Regions from separate parts of the Homo sapiens genome. Here region 2 is linked to region 1. Evidence: chromatin loops called from intact Hi-C (ENCODE). Cell type or tissue: sigmoid colon. All regions are shown on one strand. Links, peaks and the distances in the headings refer to the core of each region. The heading gives the core; the rest is flanking DNA.

Region 1 (10,930 bases), core at 1-8,000:
TCGACCCCGGAGCCTGCTCCTTAGGCCAGTTCCCCTGGATTCCAGGCTCCCATCCTGAACATCCAGCCAGCACTTGCTCTGTGCTTGTTACATGCCTGCCCTGTCCCTGTGCTGTGTGAATGTGACTTGCTGTGTGAGTGTAACCTGCTGTGTATGACCTGCTGTGTGAGTGTAACCTACTGTGTGTAACCTGTGTGTGACCCGCTGCGTGTGTGTGATCTGTGCGTGTGTAATGTGCTGTGCGTGTGTAACTTGCTGCGTGAGTGCAACCCACTGTGTGTGTGTAACCTGCTGCACATGTGTGACCTGCTGCATTGCCTCAGCCCCAGGAGATCAGCATCACAATCTCCATTTTGAAGACGGGACCACTGAGGCACAGAGCAAAGTCACTCCTGGAGGCCCAGAGTCAGGATTGAGCCCTGGTCCTAGAGTCCCAGCTGTTTGTTTAACTAGGTTCCTTTGCCACCTGCCCAGCCTGAGCTTGGCCTTTGGTCCTTCATCTGCCCACCTGCCCAAGGCAGCAAGAGCTGATGGGCCACACGTGGCCAGGGCATCTTGTAAGGCCATGTTCTCAGGCCAGGTCTGCGGCTGCTGAGACCTGGAGCAAGCTATAGAGTGTTCTGGAGCTCGGCTTCTTCCTCTGGGAAATGGGGAGAGACAGAGCAGCATCTGCTGTAAACATGGCAGCATGGGGCCCCACCCAAAAGTGGTTGTGGAGTTGGCTGTGGCTTCTCAACCACCTGGCGCTGAGGCAGAGCTGATCTTTGTCCGGAATCTCCTGTCTCCCACTCACCAAGATCTCCCTGGGCTAGGTTTGGGTGGCCAGCTTCTTATTTAAGTTCATCTCCAAAAAGGATGTCAAAGGGCCTGGGATAAAAGGCTAAGACGGTAACTCCCAAACCATTTGAAGTAACTTCAAAGCCGAGGCTGGGAAAATATGGAGTGGGGAGAATGGGTCAGAAGCTGCCCCCCAGTCCTCTCCTCCTGTCTTCTCCCTCACTGCACCCCGGCTTCCCCAGCCTTTTCTTTCTCATTGTCACGTCCTGCTGGCCCCTTCCCCTCTCCCAGCCTTCACTGCCTGAGTCAGGCCTTCTGGACTGACAGCCACACTCCACAGAGCTTGTGCCTGACTGTCTCCTTTCCTGGCCATCACACATCGGAGTCGCATCTGCATGCTTAACTACAGGCACTGGCGCTGGCTGGGAAGGTGGTTGGTTCCAGCCCCTGGCTTGTCTCCCTTGCCATCTTGAGCTCTAGGCCAGCTCGCAGCATTGTCCTTGAATCTGACAAGACACCGTCTGCCCGGAATGGGCAGCTCTGCCCACCATGGGTAGACAATCGGAGCTGTGGAGGATGCCCTTTCCTCTGCCTGACTTCACCCCAGTGGCCCAGGCGAGGACCAGCCTGCTAAGGGTCAGCTCTCCACCCTGGCTCATTGAGCCTCCCCTGGGAGAGCCAGAACCCTGGGCCTGTGTGAGCTGTGGCTTGGGGGGTGTTCTCATAGACTGTGGGCACCTCGTTCCTTTCTGGGGAGGTAGGATGAAGAGTAACCTGCAGTGCTGGCCTTCAGCTTGTGACTAACGGCCTCTGCCTGGCACCCCTACATCCAGGGAGTGGGCCACAGGGATCTGCAGAGTCAGCCAGTCAGTCCCCCTGCCCCAGCCAGGGCCCCCAATTTTTTTTTGACAGAATCTCACTCTGTCACCCAGGCTGGAGTGCAGTGACACGATCTCGGCTGAGTGCAGCCTCTACCTCCTGGGTTCAAACGATTCTCCTGCTTCAGCCTCCCGAGTAGCTGGGATTACAGGTGCATGCCACCATGCCTGGCTAATTTTTGTATTTTTAGTAGAGATGGGATTTTGCCATGTTGGCCAGGCTGCTCTCAAACTCCTGATCTCAAGTGAACCACCCTCCTCGGCCTCCACTGGGATTCCAGGCATGAGCCATCGCACCCAGTCTCCGAATTCTTTTATCCTCTGAGAGCATTGGTCACACTCTCCCCCTCCATCCTTGGGGGTCCTATTCCAAACCCCCTGCCATTGTTCTCTCTTGGATGGCGTTCCTCCTGGACCACAGGTGCCTCAAACTCAGCATCCAAGGCCAACCTCAGCATCGGCCCCCAGGAGTGTGTTTGGCCCCAGGGGTCCTCCCTGTACCTAATGGCATCCCCACGTGGGCTAACAGATTTAGAAACCTGTGCTTCCCCCTGAGTCCAACTGGCCATCCTAAAGGTTTCAGTACTCCGGCCGCTTCCCCTGTCCTGACCCCAGCTGCTGCCCGGCCTTGGGCCCACCACCAACTGCCTGCCCACTCTGCTCCCAGACAGCCTGGCTCATCCGTTCTCCACCCTGCGGCAAGGGACCCGTCAAAACACAAATCTAACCACACCCGTCCCTGCCGAAAGCCCCAAGCTCCTCTGCCCAGCACTACAGGCCCAATGCAGCCCCCTGTGGTGAGTCCCAGCCAAACAGAGCTCAAGGCGCCCCCGTCGCAGACCTGTCCAAATCCAGGGGCTCCGGGCTTTCTTCTCCCTGCCTTGGAGGACACGAGACTGCAAGATAAGCCAGGTGCCATCCTGGCCTACACAAAGTCCCATTCAACTCACTTTATCAGGTGCCTAGTGAGCACCTACTGTTTGCCAGCCCAATGGGGATTCAGAGATGACGTGGCCCAGGAGCCCCCGGTGCGGTGGGTGAGACCTGCCTTGTGAGGAACACAATGAAGGTGAGGGGTGGGCTCAGAGAAGGTGCCTCCTCCACCCTGGGGAGCTCAGAGAGCTCAGAGCCCCCCTCAGGCTTTCTGTTCCTGCGGCAGGGGCAGTGGCTCATCCGGGGCCTAGCACAGCACTGACACACAGGAGGTACAAAGTCCCTAACTGATGGGTGAGAGTCCACACAGAAGGTGCCAGAAGGCCAAACAGAAGTGAGAGTCCAATTCGGGGCTTGGCCCCAAAAGGAGCTCTCGTCCCTTCACAGTGAGGAAACCAAGGCACAGAAAGGCCAGGTTGCTTGGCCGAGGTCATCCACCAAGCAAATGGCAGCACAGCATTCACACTGGATCTGTCTGCAAATGTTGGGCGTGGCTCAGGAGCACACGATGGCCACAGGGAGCAGAGGCTCCTCCAAAGCCGTGAGAGCTGAGCATTCACACCGGATCTGTCTGCAAATGTTGGGCGTGGCTGAGCACACCACGGCCGTAGGGAGCAGAGGCTCCTCCAAAGCCTTGAGAGCCCCGGCAGGGCATGGCCTCGAGCTCGACAGGGCATGGCCTCGAGCCAGCCAGTTTCTCTAGGAGCAGGGCCGCATCTCTTGGTAGAGGAAGTCCAAGGGCTCCCCCTGGCGGGCAAGGCTCCCTCCTAGCCTTCTTGTTTTTTGTTTTTTTGAGACAGAGTTTCATTCTTGTTGCCCAGGCTGGAGTGCATCTTGGCTCACTGCAGCCTCTGCCTCCCGGGTTTAAGCGATTCTCAGCCTCCTGAGTAGCTGGCATTATAGGCGCCTGCCACTACGCCCAGCTAAGTTTTTGTATTTTACTAGAGACGGGGTTTCACCATGTTGGCCGGACCGGTCTGGAACTCCTGACCTCAAGGTGATCCTCCTGCCTCGGCCTCCCAAAGTGCTGGGATTACAGGTGTGAGCCACCACGTCCTGCCCCTCCCAGCCTATTTCACCAGCCCTGGTGCTGGCCTTGGCTAGAGACACCATCCCACCCTCCGGCCCCCTGCGCCTACCATTCCATGTTTGCAGGTGGAAACCCCTTAGCCCGCTCCCCTGACAGCAGGGAGTCTTGCCGTTACCCCACACCAGAGAACTCTGGCCCTCTTCGATTGTTCCAGGCCAGGGGGGCTCGGCTTCCACTATGGGATGGATTGTTCTAGGTGGTATTAGGTCATTTGCGCCTGTAACTGTCTCCCACCAGAAGGAATCCACGAGTTCAGGGAGAATGCAATGAACTCACAGGCAGCCCCCCGGGCCTCGGTCCCAAAACCCACCAGCTGGGTCAGTTGGGACAAACCACGACCATACTCAGCCACAATTTCCGTATCTACAGCTTTGCTTCAAGATCCAGCGCAGTGGCTGACACAAGCCGATACTTTTTAGAATATGGACTACGTTCGACTACGTTGAATTCTCTGTGATGGTCTTCCTGCTCCCCGCCCCAGCCCTACTCATCCTCCACACAGCAGCCGGAGGATATTTTAAAAACACAACTCAGCTCCTAATACTCCCCTGCACAGCAATCCCCGATGGCCTCCTGCTGTGAGCAGGAAACAAAATCCAAACATTTGCAGTAAAAACACAGATGAAAAATCAGGGAGATGCGGGATCCAGGCAGAGAGGCCAGCAATGCGGAGCCCCCAGGACAGATCCAAGGCCACAAGTGTGAGGAGAGAAGGGCCCTGGGGAGAGTGAAAGAGACAGGCCGGTCCCAGGGGACAGCGGCGGGGGAGGAGCGGGAGAGCCCAGGAATGCACAGGGAGTCACGTTATCCAGTTCAGAGTTTAAAAGATGACTCTGTTGCTTGAGGCTGAAGTCATAGGCTGTCTGAGGTGTGCTTTAAAATGCTTCCACATCAGGAGAAGGGGGCAAGAGAATCGTGCCACAAGACACATGTGGCTGCCATCCATCCAGCATGGCTGATGGCTTCATGGAAGTGGGGGGTCTGTTTCCCACTCTCTCCATGTTTGTGTGTGTTTAGAAATTTCCATCATCAAAAGTTAAAAGAGGCCAGGCTTGGTGGCTCATGCCTGTCATCCCAGCACTTTGGGAGGCCGAGTTGAGTGGATCATTTGAGGTCAGGAGTTTGAGACCAGCCTGGCCAACATGGCAAAACCCCATCTCTACTAAAAATCCAAAAATTAGCTGGGTGTGGTGGCAGGTAGGTGCCTGTAATCCCAGCTACTCAGGAGGCTGAGGCAGGAGAATTTCTTGAACCCAGGAGGTGGAGGTTGCAGTGAGCCGAGATTGCGCCACCGCACTCCAGCCTGGGTGATAGAGTGAGACTCCGTCTCAAAAAACCCAAAAGTTAAAAGAAAAAGTGAATGGAAGGGAGGGAGGAGGGGAGGAAGAGTTTCAACTTCTATCTCATAAGTACACGATCACTTTGGCTGCAGATAGAGAGGCCTGGCTGGCTCGGTCATCCGCGGAGTGAGGAGGCTGGCTTGGACCAGGGTGTGTTCACACAGATGGACAGAAACCGAGGACCCTAGGGGCCACTTTGGAGGCTGAGTCAGCAGAACGTGCACTGCTTCCTTATGTACGATCCACGTGCCCACGGCAGGAGCCGGGGTGACCCCTGCATTTTTGGTTTGAGAAGGTGGAATGGTGGAGGGATCGTTTCTCGGGGGGAGGGAAAGGGTGAACCTTTATTCCCAGTGCTTCACACGTGAATTCATTTCATCCTCACCACAGCCCTGCGAGATAGTATGTCATCATCATCAGCCCCCCGTTTAGAGGGGAAACTAAGGCCTGGGGAATTCATGAACCTGCCCACCGTTACACATGTCACATTGCTGGTAGGTGACCCCAGCTTCTATGCTTTTACCACTAGACCATACTGCCTCTTTTTTTTGTTTGTTTGAGACAGAGTCTCACTTTGTCACCCAGGCTAGAATGCAGTGTCATAATCTTGGCTCACTGCAACCTCTGCCTCCTGGGATCAAGCAATTCTCCTGCCTCAGCCTCCAGAGTAGCTGAGACCACAGGCGCCTGCCACCATGCCCCCTTAATTTTTGTATTTTTAGTAGAGACAGGGTTTCACCATGTTGGCCAGGCTGGCCTCAAACTCCCGACCACAAGTGATCTGCCCGCCTCAGCCTCCCAAAGTGCTGGGATTACAGGTGTGAGCCACTGTGCCCGGCCTATACTGTCTCTTGATAAGGGGGTACAGAAGGATTTGGAGAGAAGGTGGCCCAGAAATCAAGAGTCCTGCTGTGGGTTGTGAAGGCAGAGATGCCTATTGGATGCCAGGCAGACACTGGCCGTGAGTCTGAAGCACAGGGAAGGTCCCCACAGGACTGGTAGAGTGCTTCACCGCCTCCCCACGTGGCGGGAACCATTTCTAAGCCCACTTTCAGATGAGGAAATAGACAACAGGGGAGGTAGGTGACTTGCCCAAGGTCACACACAAGGTAAGGGGTGGGCCCAGTCCACCTGACTCCTGAACCCCAACTTCACCAGTGCTGCGTGCTCCGGGCACACGCTGAATGTACTTGAAGCACAAGATGAGCCCCGCTGGGCAATCTGGACTTCAGAGTGAAAAACTCACTGTCTTTTATGAGCCAGGGCCCACGGCAGGGGCCTGGTCCCGCTTTGCTGACTGTAGAGATGCCCGCTTGGACAGGACACAGCAGGAGGGCAGCAGGCACGAAGACGTCAGGTGAGCAGAGAGAACCACGGAGTGGCGCCAGGCGGGTAGGCCCAGCACATGAGATTCCGGGGGCCCTATACGTGGAAATGCATGAAGAAGGAAGACTCCACCCCAGCCTCTGGCCTTTCTCCTGAATCTCTGGGAGACCCCCCAACTCAGCATCTGAAAGATCCAGAGAACAGGTCCACGAACACGGAGCAGCTCTTTGTCTTGGGGAGCCTGTGGCTACAAGGAACAGAAACCTCAGGCCGTCCCAAGACGGGGATTTGCTGCAAAGACAGAATGAGAGCCGGGCCTCCTGGGGGCCGTGCGTCTGCTCCTCTCCTTCCCTCTGCTCTCTGCCCATCTCTGCTCCTCTCTGCAGAGGACCTACCTCCCGAAGCTGTTAGGCTCTGCTTTCCCCAAGGGGCTCTGATTGTAACCTTGGCTCCAACAGCAGCCCATTTAAGCTGCCTGTCCAACGCCCAGGTCCTCTGTGATCCAGTCCACTGTAGCCACAAGGCTGTCCCTAGTGGGCTGTCACAGCCCAGCTGTTCAGAAAGGGTTGTGGGCCAGGCGCAGTGGCTCAGCCTGTAATCCTAGCACTTTGGAGGCGAGGCAGAGGTTAGTTCAAGCCCAGGAATTCAAGACCAGCCTGGGCAACATAGCAAGACCCCATCCCTACAAAAAATAAAAACTAGCCAGGCATGGTGGCACATGCCTGTACTCCCAGTTCCTCGGGAGGATAAGGCAGGAGGATGGCTTGAGCCCAGCAGGTTGAGGCTGCAGTGAGCTATGATCCCACCACTGCACTCTAGCCTGGGTGACAGAGAAGACCCTGTCTCAAAAAAAAGGGGAGGATGTGGACAGAGAAGGAAGGATGTGCATAGCTTGGGATCTGTGCCAGGCCCTGGGCTGAGCTCTGGGACACAAAGATGCAAAGGAAATGCTTCCTGCCTTCCAGGAGTTACAGTGGGGAAATCAGATGGTGACAGTGACAGGCAGTCAACAGGGACAGGAAAAATGGCGCTCTAAGGCCCCACTCGGGAGCTTCACTCTGCAGGGCAATTGGCAGTGGCATTAAAGCTAAAGATGCAGCCGGGTGCGGTGGCTCACACCTGTAATCCCAGCACTTTGGGAGGCCGAGGTGGGCGGATCACCTGAGGTCAGTAGTTTGAGACCAGCCTGGCCAACATGGTGAAACCCCATCTCTACTAAAAACACAAAAAAATTTAGCCGTGCATGGTAGCAGGCATCTATAGTCCCAGCTACTCTGGAGGGTGAGGCACAAGCATCACTTGAATCCGGGAGGTGGAGCTTGTAGTGAGCCGAGATCACACCACTGCACTCCAGCCTGGGTGACAGAACAAGACTCCGTCTCAATTAAAAACAAAACAAAACAAAAAGACTAAAGATGCAATCACACATCTTGGTTTCTTCCTTATGAAAGCACACATGGAGGCACTAAGGAGAACATCATGGGCCACATTATTTGTGATGGCAAAACATTTTAAAGCTCCAAATCATCTTCAATGGTGCTTATACAAAGTACTGAACAACAGTTCAGAGGAATGAGCTAGAGCTCCATGTAACAGAATTAGTAGTTTTCAGCCAGGCACGGTGGCTCACGCCTATAATCCCAGCACTTTGGGAGGCCGAGGTGGGTGGATCACCTGAGGTCGGGAGTTGAAGACCAGCCTAGCTAACATGGCAAAACTTCGTCTCTACTAAAAATACAAAAATTAGCCGGGCATGGTTGTGGGCACCTGTAGTCCCAGCTACTTGGGAGGCTGAGGCAGGAGAATGGCATGAACCCGGGAGGCAGAGCTTGCAGTGAGCTGGGATCACGCCACTGCACTCCAGCCTGGGTGACAGAGCAAGACTCCATCTCCAAAAAAAAAAAATTAGTAGTTTTCCAAGACATACTATTGAGCAAAGAAAAAGAAAAGTTGCTGATAGTACCGTACAATACTGCTTGCATTAGTTACCTATTGCAGTACAATATTACCACAAATTTAGCCATTCAAAAAACAGCCCACAGCTGGGCGTGGTGGCTCACACCTGTAGTCCCAGCACTTTGGGAGGCCGAGGCAGGCGGATCACAAGGTCAGGAGATTGAGACCATCCTGGCTAACACAGTGAAACCCTGTCTCTACTAAAAATACAAAAAACATTAGCCAGGCATGGTGGCACGGGCCTGTAGCCCCAGCTGCTAGGGAGGCTGAGGCAGGAGAATTGCTTGATCCCAGGAGGTGGAGGTTGCGGTGAACCAAGATTGTGCCCCTGCACTCCAGCCTGGGCAACAGAGCGAGACTCCATATCAAAAACAAAACAAAAAAACCAGCCCACATTTATCACCTCAGTTTCTGTGAGCCAGGAATCTGAGCGAGGCTTAGCTGGGTCTTCCAATTCAGGGTCTCACAGAGCTTTAATCAAGGTGTCAGCAAGGGCTGCAGTCTCATCTGAGGCTCACCTGGGGAAGGATCTGCTTCTACGCTCACATGGTTGTTGGTAGCATTCAGTTCCTTGCAGGACTGCAGACTGAGGGCTTCAGCTTCTCACTGGCTTTTGGAGGCTGGAGGCTGCACCCACTTCCTTGTCATGTGGCTCACTCCATAGGCCGCTCGTGACAGGGCAGCTTGCTTCTTCAAAGCCAGCAAGGCAGAGAGTCACTAAGCAAGACAGACTTTATAATCTTTTAAAATTATTAGTGTGATAAAATATACATCAGATAAAATTTACCATTTTTACCATTTTAAGTGTACAATTCAGTGGCATTAAATACATTCACAGTATTTAATTGTATAACCAGTACTTTTTCCACCATCCCAAACAGAAGCTCTCTACCCATTAAGCAATAACTCTCTGCTTCCTCCACCCCCAGCTCCTGGTAATCTTTATTCTACTTTCTGTCTTCATAAATTTGCCTATTCTAGATAGAGTGGAGTGATAGAAGTGGAATCATCCAATGTTTGTCCTTTCACTTCTGATTTTAGTAATCTGAGCTTTTTTTTTGGTTAGTTTAGCTAAAGATTTGTCCATTCTGTTGATTTTTTTTTCAACTTTGATTTCATTATTTAATGGTTAATTTTAGCTGTCAACTTGACTGAGTTAAGGGATATCCAGATAGCTGGGAAAGTGTTATTTCTCGGTGTGTCTGTGAGGGTGCTTCTGGAGGTTGGCATCTGAATCACCGGACTGAATGAGGAAGATCTGTCCACATCCAATGTGGGCAGGCACTGTATTAGTCCGTTCTCACACTGCTAATAAAGACATACCTGAGACTGGGTAATTTATAAAGGAAAGAGGCTTAATTGACTCACAGTTCAGCATTGCTGGGGAAGCCTCAGGAAACTTACCATTATGGGTCAGGGGAAGCAAATACATCCTTCTTCACTTGGCAGCAGCAGGAGAAGAATGAGAGTCCAGCGAAGGGAGAAGCCCCTTATAAAACCATCAGATCTCATAAGAACTAACTCACTATGATGAGAACAGGATGGGGGTACCACCCCCATGATCCAATTATCTCCATATGGTCCCTCCCATGACATGTGGGTATTATGGGAACTACAGTTCAAGATGAGATTTGGGTGGGGACACAGCCAAACCATATCAGACACCATGCAACTTGTTTAGGCCCATATAGAACAAAAAGGCAGAGGAATGGTGAATTCACTCTTCTGGAGCTGGGACATCTGTCTTCTCTTGCTTTGGACATCAGAATTCCAGGTTCTCAGGCCTTCAGACTCTGGGACTTATACCAGTTTCCCAATTTCTCAGGCCTTTGGCCTTAGTGAGTTACGCTATTGGCTTCCCTGATTCAGGCCTTTGAACTCAGAATGAATTAGATCACAACTTCCCTCATTCCCCAGTTTGCAGACAGCACATTGTGGAACTTCTCGTCTTCCATAATCATGTCAGTGAATTCCCATAGTCAATCTATTATCTATCTATCTATCTATCTATCTATCTATCTATCTATCTACCTATCATGTGTCTGCGTATGTATCTATCTGTATATATGTATGTATGTAGCCATCTATCTATCTTTGTATCTATCTGTATGTATGTATGTTTCTATCTATCTTTGCTTCTGTTTTTTGGAGAACCCTAATACACATTGATTTTTTTCTTTTTCTTCTTTTTCTAGTCCAAGTGAAGCAGTGGGAGTAAAGAAGGAACAAAGAGGCCGAGCGTGGTGGCTCACACCTGTAATCCCAGCACTTTGGGAGGCCAAGGCGGGTGGATCACCTGAGGTCGGGAGTTCGAGACTGGCCTGACCAACATGGAGAAACCCCGTCTCTACTAAAAATACAAAATTAGCCTGGCATGGTGGCGCATGCCTGTAATCCCAGCTACTTGGGAGGCTGAGGCAGGAGAATCACTTGAACCTGGGAGGCAGAGGTTGCAATGAACTGAGATCACGCCACTGCACTCCAGCCTGGGCAACAAGAGCGAAATTCCATCTCAAAAAAAAAAAAAAAAAAGAAGGAACAAAGAAATCCATAACTGCATGTTATCAGTTAGTCGTAAACACCCCTGCACTCAAACGAACCTAATACGCACTGATTTTATCTGTCATTTT
Region 2 (10,930 bases), core at 1-8,000, 140 kb before region 1:
TTAGTAGAGACGGGGTTTCACCTTGTTAGCCAGGATGGTCTCGATCTCCTGACCTCATGATCCACCCGCCTCGGCCTCCCAAAGTGGTGGGATTTCAGATGTGAGCCACTGCACTGCCCCGGCCCCAGCATGAACGCGTTTTTAAAGGAGGCTGGGAAAACTAAATTCATGGATTGCATCCCCTACATGAGGACTGCAGGGTGCGATGAAGGCCATGAAGGAAGCACTCACTGCTCCAGGGGTCGCCCACACTGCCTCAGCTCCAGGCTTCCACGGGGCTGTGCTTTCTGCCCCAACCTGCTCCCTCAATTCCCAGCTCCCTCGTATTTTAAAGCCGGGGATCTGACATCACATCCACCCGACGGGCAGCAGAGTCAACCCGGGCATCTCACCCAGGACTGCAGGCAATGCAGCAGCAAGCATCACGTCCTCTGTCCTCTCATCCTTCATCAGCAAAGATTGACTGAGTGCCTCTGACAAGCAGGTGCAGTGTGGGACCCCGGCAGGACACAGAGTCCCTGCCCGCGAGCCCCAGGCCTGTCCCTGCCGCACCTGGATGCTGCTCTCTCCAGTGTAACTCTGTCACCTTTTCAGGAAGAGACAAATCATTGTGCCAGACAACGACCTCCTCGGGGAGCGTCCTGAAGATCCTGGCTTTCAGGTGGAAGGTGCACATGCGTGGGCCACAGGGGCAACAAGCACAGCCCAGCCCAGGCAGACCCAGGAGGGAGTCCTGAGCTTGGCACCTGTGAGTTGCACGGCTCTGCGTCCTGCTCCCCAGTGCGAGTAGGGCAAGGAACTACATTTGCAGACGGGGTCACTGTGGGCACGAAGGCTCCCGGCCAGGGCCGGGCACACAGCAGGTGCTCAACAAATGTTAGTCACTTTCTAACCATTGTTACCGACATTCCTAGTCCATAACCACTCCCTAATCAGCTCCCTTGGTCCCTTCCCATCTGTCCTTGGCCAGATACTGTCACCTTTCCTGTCCTGCCCTTCCCCAGGTCGGGGCACCTGAGCTCAACACTTATGCCCAGGCATGGACCCGTCACTTCCTCCTCATGCAAGTCTGCATGGCTGAGCCATGGCTTGGGACCCCCCGGACTCACCGACGACCTTGGCCACATTCACAGCTTTGAGCCCCATCAGGTCGGGCAGCTGGTCAATGATGACGTCCCGGCTGGCCTTGACCTTGTGCACCCGCTCGATGCTGCGGCGCTGCCAGTCAGTCCAGTAGATGAAGTCCCCCAGCAGCGTGAACCCAAAAATGTGCGGGAGCTTGTCCTCCAGGAGGGTCCGCCTCTTCGTCCCATCAACATTGATCACCTGCAGGACGGCAGAAATATAGGTCTGGATGGGCCAGGGCCACACCAACGAGAGCCAACCCGGACCCTGCCTGGGGCCTGAGCTGCCCCAAACAAGACGGGTTCAATGCCCAAGAGCCGCAACTTTACCTGCACCTTGCCAGGTACCATAAAACACCAGGTAGCATGGTTCCCCAGGGGTGCTGGATAAATGACGCTTTGTTTGTTTGTTTTTTGTTTGTTTGTTTGTTTGAGATTTTGAGACAGCGTCTCACTCTGTTGCCCAGGCTGGAGTGCAGTGGCAAGATCTCGGCTCACTGCAAGCTCCACCTCCCAGGTTCAAGCGATTCTCCTGCCTCAGCCTCCCGAGTAGCTCGGATTACAGGTACCCGCCACCACACCTGGCGAATTTTTGTATTTTTAGTAGAGATGGGTTTCACCATGTTGACCAGGCTGGTCTCGAACTTCTGACCTCAAGTGATCCACCCTCCTCAGCCTCCCAAAGTGCTGGGATTCCAGGCGTGAGCCACCGCGCCCGGCCATGATGTTTTCACTAGGATGCCACGTCCCCAGCTGATAGAGCAGTGACAGGGCCAGCTGAGGATCCCTTTCCCATAGCACCCCCTACCTGTGCTGGGATGAGAAGCAAGATTTGGAACAGACCAGGCAAGCAGGTGTCCTCTCCCGAACCACTGCAGGCTGACAGGCAGCGGCTGCCTGGAGAACCAGGGCGTGCTCCGCAGGAAGGAGTCCTGGGATCAATTAGCAATGCCTGCCCCAGGTGCAGCAATGGGCGGAGGGCTCCAGATCACACCCACCACACAGAGCAACTGCAGGACCTGGGGCAGGACCTGGAGCAAATATAAGGACCTGGGGCAGTTATGAGCAACTGCAGGGCCTGGGGCAGGACCTGGAGCAAATGTAAGGACCTGGGGCAGTTATGAGCAACGGCAGGGCCTGGGGCAAAGTTCTCCCGCTTCTCTGTGAACTCATTTCCCGCTGGGTCAGGGCCGGATGAACTCTGAGGGCACTTCTGGTTCTAAGTCTGAGCCTGCAGGTCTCAGATGCTTTCCACCCTGTCTCCTCTGAGATGTAGCAGCTAAATATTTTTCTTGAAGAGTCAATGCTGATTAAAAGCAACCACCGCAAAAGCCACCGAGGAGAAAATACTGTCAAGGTAAAAACACCTGAACCAACGGAAGCATACAGCCGCGTGAGATAGGACGTGGTTCTGATGATCCATGAGCCTGCAGAACTGTATGTTAACAGGAAGGTTGAGTTAGGCGCAACATCCAAGTTCTCCGGCTCTCAGGACAGGATGAAAGAGACACAAGGCCATTAAAGGCAAGCTTCCACAGGCCTCCTGCTACCAGATTACATTTCCAGCTTACCAGAAAAGCGACAAGTCCTCTGTTTTGCAGGTGGCAAAACTGTAAGGCAGATGGAATGCATGTTAAGAAACAAAGACTTCGGTCATCTGTTGTTGGATGGCACAGGACAAAGCTGCTAGGGCCAGGCACAGTGTGATCCCAGCCTGTAATCCTAGCACTTTGGGAGGCCGAGGCAGGCGGATCATTTGAGGTCAGGAGTTCGAGATCAGCCTGGCCAACATGGTGAAACCCTATCTCTACTAAAAGTACAAAAAAAAACGAGCTGGGCATGGCGGCACACACCTGTAATCCCAGCTGCTCGGGAGGCTGAGGCAGGAGAATCGCTGGAACGCAGCTAGCGAAGATTGCAGTGAGCCGAGATCATGCCATTGCACTCCAGCCTGGGTGACAGGGTGAGATCTTGTCTCAAAAAAAAAAGCTGTTAGGAGAGCGGGAAGGGGACTGGAAGCTCTGGGACCCAAAGCCAGGCCCCGCCTCAGCTCTGCCCCCAAGGGGCTCTGGGTCCTCGGCAAGTCCTTGCACCCCCATGGGTCTCAGTTTCTCCACCTGTAACTGAGGGGCTCAGATTAGCCCAGTGGCTAACGTCACAGAAGAAACAACAAAACAGCAAACAACGGCCTGGCCCCAACCTGGAGCAATTAAGTCAGAATCGGATAGCCCAGGGCCCAGGTATGGTATCATGATAACAGCTCCCAACAGGCGGTTCTGATGAGCAGGCGGGCGGGAACATGGTTAGACCAGCCCCTGCGACCGTGCCTGGAAGTCTGAGCTCTCCACCCATGCCTGGATGCTCCGGTGTGCAATGAACAGCAGGTGATGGAGCCCTGGTCCCAAAATCATCTAGGGTTCTTCACATTTTTGCCTCCACAACAGGAAGACACGCAAAGGCCATGAATGCACACACCTGTGTGTGACACTCAGAAAACATCTGAGGGGTTGGCCCCATCCCAGCAGCACAGAACCACTCCAGGGAGGGACCCAGCCCTGGCGTACAATGAAGAAGTGCAGGCTTCTCCAAGGACACCCAGCGTGAGAGGAGGGGCTCACAGTAGCGGGCGAACCCTTTCCCCTTCTTCCACTCACAATAACAGGGCTGGGGGAGGGACATCGGCACAGAACACAAACACCACAAAGAAAAGAATCAGCATTTAGAAAAAGAAAGCAATCCAGGTTTCGATCTACCAAAAGGTCACTATTACCTCTTAAATTTTATTCTATTTTTGTAGAGATGGGGTTCCACCATGTTGGCCAGGCTGGTCTCAAACTCCTGTGCTAAAGCAATCTGCCCATCTCGGCCTTCCTTCCAAAGTGCTGGGATTACGGGTATGAGCTGCCACACCTGGCCAGAGGTCATTATTTTTATTTTTTATTTATTTATTTTTTTTGAGACGGAGTTTCACTCTTGTTGCCCAGACTAGAGTGCAATGGCGTGATCTTGGCTCACTGCAACCTTTGCCTCCCAGGTTCAAGCGATTCTCCTGCCTTAGCTGGGATTATAGGCAGGCGCCACCATGCCTGGCTAATTTTGTATTTATTTATTTATTTATTTATTTTTAGTAGAGACGGGGTTTCTCCATCTTGGTCAGGCCGGTCACAAACTCCCGACCTCAGGTGATCTGCCCGCCTCAGCCTCCCAAAGTACTGGGATTTACAGGCGTGAGCCACCGCGCCCAGCTCAGAGGTCACTATTATCTCTTGGAGAGATTTTTCTCTTCTTGCTCTATTTCCACACTTTCTTAATTTTAATACCAAACTTCCAGACATGTTGAACTGAAGTGAGGCAAGGAAGTCCATTTCCCTGGCTTCATTGAAGAGCAATAAAAAGGAGCCCACAGAGGGCCCAAGGCAAACAAGGGTGCTGGGCAGCGGCCGGCAGCCACTTCCTCCCTCTCTACCCTTGCTCCACACTCCCAGGTGGCCCCAAAACAAAGTGAGAGGAGGCGACGGGCTGTTCCACCCGGCTGGGGCTGGCTGTAGCCTCGGCAAGCGCAAGACGCTGGCTCTGGGCCGGCAGGGCCTGCGGAATCTCCTGGATGGGCAGAGCCTCCCACAGAGACCCCTATGGTGGCTCAGAAGCCACTCCCTGAACCTCACCACTTGCCACCTGGATTCCAGAACCCAGGACACTCCCCCAAGCCCCCTACTTTCCACCCAGATCGCAGAATCCCAGGGCACCCGGTGGACCCGGCCAACTGGGAAAACATCAGGCTTGCAATGAGCAGCTCTCAGTTGCTCTAATACTGGAGGAAGGAATCCCAAAGTGGCCTTCTGAGGACAACTTTCAGCACATCTTGACCGGCCCAACCCATCGGCAAAAGCCACTCTGCTGGGTCAGGCCTCCCCCAGACCTGGGGCAGGTTCCCTCTGGGCCGACTCAGGAGGCCTCTGCCTTTCCTGGAGCCAGATATTTCCAAGAATGCCTGAGCCGAGCCAAGCCTCTGGGCGTCAGGGGACAAGATGCAGAGAACGTGCCTGTCCTGGCTCCTGGGAGGGAACAGAGCCAAAACAGAGTTCAGAAATAACAGGGGCCAAATTTAGGACACCCAGGAACGCCAGTGCCGGAAGAGAACTTGGGAGATGAATTTTCCAGGACAGAGGTCAGCAAACTTTTTTGTAAAGGATAGAAAATATTTTCAGCTTTCAGGCCATAAGGGTCTCTGGAGCAGAAAGCAGCATGGAGAGCACGTGACTGAACAGGCATGGCTGTGTTCCAATACATGTTTTTTGGTTTTTTTTTTTAAAGAGGCAGGGTCTGGGCTCTGTCACCCAGGCTAGAGTGTAGTGACACGATCTTGGCTCGCTGCAACCTCAAACTCCTGGGCTCAAGCCATCCTCCCACCTCAGATGCCTAAGTAGCTGGGACCACAGGCGTGAGCCACCACACCCAATACTTTTTAAATATATATTTTTAAGAGATAGGTTCTTGCTCTGTCACCCAGGCTGGAATGCAATGACATGATCATAGTTCACCTCCTGATCACTTGAGCCCAGCCTCAAACTCCTGGGCTTAAGCGATCCTCCCACCTCAGCCTCCCAAATCGCTAGAGGCACACACTACCACACCCGGCAAAACTTTATCAGTGAAAAAACAAAAACAGGCTGGGCTCCGTGGCTCGAGCCTGTAATCCCAGCACTTTGGGAGGCCAAGATGGAGTTCCAGAAAAGCCTGGGCAACATAGAAAGACCCTGTCTTTACTAAAATTAAAAAAAAATTAGCCGGGCTTGGTGGCACACACCCGTAGTCCCCGCTACTCAGGAGGCTGAGACAGGAGGATCGCTTGAGCCTGGGAGGTCAAGGGTACAGCGAGCCATGCCATAGCACTGCACTCCAGCCTGGGTGACAGAGCGAGACCCTGTCTCAAGAAATTATTTATGGACACTGAAATTTGAATTCCATATAATTTTTTTTTTTTGAATTCCATATAATTTTCATGGGTCATGAAACCTCCTTTGGCTTTTTTTTTTTCAAGTAATTAAAAAATGTAAAACCCACTCAGCTTGAGCATGGTGTGAAAACAGGTGGCAGGGCTGGATCTGGCCCGGGGGCCGTAGCTCTCGACTCCTGCTCTAGTTCTGTGCACTTGTTTTTCAGGAAATGAAACTAGACCCGAGAGGCTGTGTCTGAGGACAATGAGATGGTCCAGCCAGAGGCCACCCAAGGGTCCAGCCCTGTCCTCTCCGAGCTGCCAGCTTCTGTCCCATTCCCAGGGTGAGCAGAGCAGGCGCACGCCCCCCTGACCAGCACACCAAGGAATGGGCCGGCCGCCGGCTGCCAGCTGGGAGGGAATGACGGGAGATCCCAAAGCAGCCCACCCTAGCTGTGCTCTGAGGGGCAGGGCTGCTGCCGTCCTGCAGGCTGACTCTGGACAGTCGCCTGCTGTGCAGTGTTTTTATGAAGAACCCTGTGTTTCCTCTGACTCGGCTGTGCAAACAGACATGAGCCCAAGACCCACCCTCTGACAGCACGTGTTTAAAGGGGAGAGTTCTGTTGTCTGAGGGAAGAAGTACCCCACTCTGTTGAACACAAAACCCAAAAGGAAACAGCAACAGTTATCTTGCTTCATGTAATAAAAAAAGATCTTATACACATGTGCGCGCACGCAAACACACACACACACACACACACACACACACACACACAAACACACACAGCTCTGCAGTGCCAAAGCCCAGGGATATAGCCTCTCCCCAGATCCCTGGGAGCACAGTGCAGCCAACAGACCCTGTCCCATCACTCCCGCTGTAAGTGATGTCACCTCCACCCACTTAGCAAAAGTCAGGGGTGCCTGTCAAAGGGCACGAGGTTTGGGGGTCACTCCTGACCCAGACCTGGTACGTCCTGAGTCCCCGTCAGGGGTCAGCACGGAGACCCCAACTCAGGCTGGACCTCAGAGGGTCTCTGCTCTGGGAGACCAGGCCGGCTCACAGACAAGCGAAATGACAATGATGATGGTGATGATGACGACGGTGATGGGAACTCGGGCCAACCGAGCGCACAGACCCTGGAGGGGCATACAAGGGCCACAGCTTCCAGCCTCCAGGCAGGGACCAGGTGTCGCCATTTGGAAAGAGGACCTTCCCTGGAAGGCCAAGGAAGCAGGATGTCCCCACCATGGCATACGGCTGGAGTGACCCCGGCTTCCAGGGGAGAGGGCCGGGGGCAGCTGGGCACATGGGGCTGGGGTTCGGGAGAGGGCTGGGCTGTCCCTCCAGCATGAGGGCACGGCCAGCGGGTGGGAAGAGTGGCACTGGAGCGTGGGCCTCAGAGACCCACAGAGATGCCAGACCCTGCCACTTTCACACACAGCCATGTCTTGTGGCACAGGATATAAAAGCCATGGCGGGGCAGAGGAGAGAAGGGCAGGGTAGAGGGGAGAAGGGCAGGGCAGAGGGGAGACGCTCCCAGCCAGGCCTTCCCCTGGCTGAGCCCAGGTGGGCGGGGAGGCAAGAACGTGAGGGCTTGGTCCTGAGGGGACATGCTGGAGGCTCACAGGAGAAGCTGAGTGTGGCTGCAGGTGTCCCAGGGGCCAGAACTTCCAACCCCCGGGGCTCTAGACTCAGGAAGAGGGCTAAGGAGGTGTCCTGGGGCAAAGCCAGCACAACACTGGAATTCCTAGCCCAGGAGGCTGGAAAAACGGTGAGAAGAGGCAGCTATGTGAAGCAGAAGGGAAGTGGGGATGCAATCAGGGGACCTCAGCCCACGACCACTCGGGCTTCACACGTGGTGGGGCAGGACTCGGATGCGGCTCCAAGCAACCTGTAGGTGTCAGGACTGCCCTGGGTGGGCCCCAGCAGGTGGGGAGGGTGCCCAGGGCTGGAACCACCGCCACTCCCAGCTGTCACTGATGATGGCAACAGCTGGTCGCAGGATGGGGCTAAAACCCTGTGTGTGTCAGTCAGGCTGCTGGGGCGGCCTGGAAGCTGATTCCCAGGACAGCTGTCACAGTCAAGGCCAGCAGGAGGGGCCTCCCAGACCCATCCGCCGTCTCCGCTCCACTCTGTAAATCTGTTGTGGGCGTCTCTAATGCCATCTACATGAAACCTCATTTCATAGACCTTTGTTCTTCTCCCAATTCATCAAGGGATCAGCCACAGCTGCCCGTGAAGTCCTCTCATGCACTGGATGCTGAAAACCTGGAGCCTGATTGTGTTCAAAGGCAGAGCCCGGCTAGCCCCGCAGAAAGCACCTTCCTCCTAGCGCCCAGCTCCACACAGCCCAGCTGCGCACACCACCACGTGGAACGGAATCCTCTCTCCCACCACTCCCCAGCAAAGGTGAGCGGCAAAACACGTCCAGGGCTGGTGTGGGCTCCTCAGCACCTGGGTTGGCCACCTTGTTGCCTCCCGACATAGCATCTTAAAAATGTTCCCATTGTTCCAAATGTGTCTCCTCCCTGACCCCATTTATACCTCCCCCAACCATCCCTTCCACCTGGAGTCCAACTGCATCCTCAAGGAGCCGTGGCTCCTTGCACCTCAGCTGTCCCCAGAGTCCCCAGAAGCCACCACAACCCCAGCAGCAGCCACTGTCCCCGCCATTGCCTGGGACACAGCTGGCACACACTGCGTACTCAGCGGGTGTTTCCTGAACGAGCCTGCAGGCCCAAGACCCTCATGTGAGATGGGGGTCCACAGCAGGAACACTGGCGCATCCACCCCTGAACAAAGTGCCAGGAGGGTTTGCTCCTGGCGCTGGGCAAGGACCTGAGAAGCAGCCATGACTCGCAGAAGCCTGAGGACATACCCAAGAGCGGTGGCCACTTGCAGGAGGAAAAGACGCACCAAACTCCAGCAGAAAACACAGAGCCAGCATCTCCACGGGCACATCCGAGGTGTCCCGGGGCAGGAGGTGCCAGCAGCAATCTCGAGGCTAAGTCAGCTCTGGACGTGCAGGTGGATGGCAGGGCGGGTCTGGGCATCCACCTGCACCTTCCCAGAGAGTGCGCCACCAGGGCCACAGAGGGTAAAGAAAGGGACCCATGATGAGGTAGTCTGAAAACGCTTATGCAATGTATCCCCCTCTTAGAAACAGCCTGTGTAAGCATATAAAGGGCGCTGAGAAGGCCTGCAGTGAGGCACCCCAGCAGTCCCCAAGTTCTGGCCACCAAAGACACCCGTGCCCTGCGCCATCACTCCTCATCCTTCAGTATCTATTCTCCTTAGGCCCCCAGTGATGAGCTCCAAATCGTCAGGTAATGAGCTTCCAGTGCATGACCACAGGGTGGCCTGCTCCACGATCCCCCTTCTGCTACTGTGACGCCCCCCCACTTCAATTCCTCGGTTGGTCTTTTTATCTTTTTTTTTTTTTTTTTTGAGATGGAGTCTCACTCTGTGGCCCAGGCTGGAGTGCAGTGGCGGGATCTCGGCTCACTGCAACCTCCGCCTCCCAGGTTTAAGCAATTCTCCTGCCTCAGCCTCCCAAGCAGCTGGGATTACAGGTATGCACCATCACGCCTGGCTAATTTTTGTATATTTAGTAGAGACGGGGTCTCACCATGTTGGCCAGGCTGGTCTTGAACTCCTGGCCTCAAGCAATCCACCCACCTCAGCTTTCCAAAGTGTTGGGATTACAGGCGTAAGCCACCACGCCCAGCCACCTCGGTTGCTCTCAATGTGTTCCAATCTTGCTTTCCTGTCCTACCATGCTCAGAGGGTGTCTCTCCCTGGCCCATTTTGAAAGCCAAGGATGTGACCTCCGCCTGTTCCCTCTCTCCGCCCTTCTACCTCCTGACCTCCGTCCCTTCTGTGTGTCCAGCACCATGGCCTGTAAGCCTCATATTCCCTATAGCAACCCAGCACTGTGTATAGGGCTTTGAGGATGTACAGACAGATTCTTAAAGTGGGAAATCGGGCCGGGCGCGGTGGCTCACGCCTGTAATCCCAGCACTTTGGGAGGCCGAGACGGGCGGATCATGAGGTCAGGAGATCGAGACCATCCTGGCTAATGTAGTGAAATCCCATCTCTACTAAAAATACAAAAATTAGCCGGGCGCGGTGGCAGGCGCCTGTAGTCCCAGCTACGCGGGAGGCTGAGGCAGGAGAATGGCATGAACCCGGGAGGCAGAGCTTGCAGTGAGCCGAGATCGTGCCACTGCACTCCAGACTGGGCAAGAGAGCGAGACTCCACCTCAAAAAAAAAAAAAAAGTGGGTAATCAACACGCAGTGCTCACGTCATTGTGACACGAAGGCCCCAGCAAGTGTAGTTCCTGGGGGTGAGCTCCTGCGACCCCCCTGTTCCTGGACAGCTCCGCTTCCTCCTGACTGCATTTCTCTTGCTTTGTCTGACTTTGCCAGACCCTCTGAGTCTTCTAACTTCCCAAGGACAGTATGGAGAATCTGGAATTCCTTCCTTTCACCTGAGACACCTTCCCCATTCCCCAGAACCCCCTGTCCTACTCCAGTCTGGACCACTGAGATATAAAGTGACTTCAGGACCAAACCACAGACATCGTGTATCCAATGTGGACAAAACGCTCCTGTTTTGAGCTTCGGTGTTCTCATCTGAAAAATGTGGGAGCACCCTGGGCTACATCCACAACACTAGGAGGCGGTAAGGATTGGAGCTTGGTCGGCTGTGGGGTCAGACGGCTCAGAGACCCCCTGCTCGCTGTGTGACATGACACAGCTGCTGTTCCCTAAACCTCATTTCTCGTTCGCAAATGGGGACTGTGCGACGTATCTCAAAGTGCTGAGGTGTGGCAAGCCTGGGACAAGACGCTCAGCATCCTAGTTAT

The links. Hi-C counts contacts between places; a loop is a spot of excess contacts. Peaks named below come from ENCODE experiments on the same cell type or tissue, not always from the same donor. Only the 100,000 strongest peaks of a DNase experiment are listed, where the experiment ranks them.
Region 2: it touches region 1 in a loop (8-fold over the local background); 3 of 110 quality-filtered maps call a loop at or near these places.

Annotation. Positions count from the first base shown.
Region 1 is chr11:68,249,973-68,260,902 of GRCh38, reverse strand. No RefSeq gene overlaps it. Among named protein-coding and RNA genes, the nearest start is that of C11orf24, 17 kb to the left of the region's middle. In sigmoid colon, for the core only: a CTCF peak has its summit at 3,337 (motif pointing left); a DNase peak (open chromatin) is centred at 3,312; H3K4me3 peaks cover 368 bases; H3K27ac peaks cover 510 bases.
Region 2 is chr11:68,393,879-68,404,808 of GRCh38, reverse strand. LRP5 (LDL receptor related protein 5) reads right to left here. Exons shown (of 23, transcript NM_002335.4): 8 at 1,110-1,326. Among named protein-coding and RNA genes, the nearest start is that of PPP6R3, 61 kb to the left of the region's middle. RefSeq lists an enhancer at 7,277-7,776. In sigmoid colon, for the core only: no CTCF peak of the experiment used is centred there; DNase peaks (open chromatin) are centred at 4,678, 5,148 and 5,504; H3K27ac peaks cover 1,046 bases.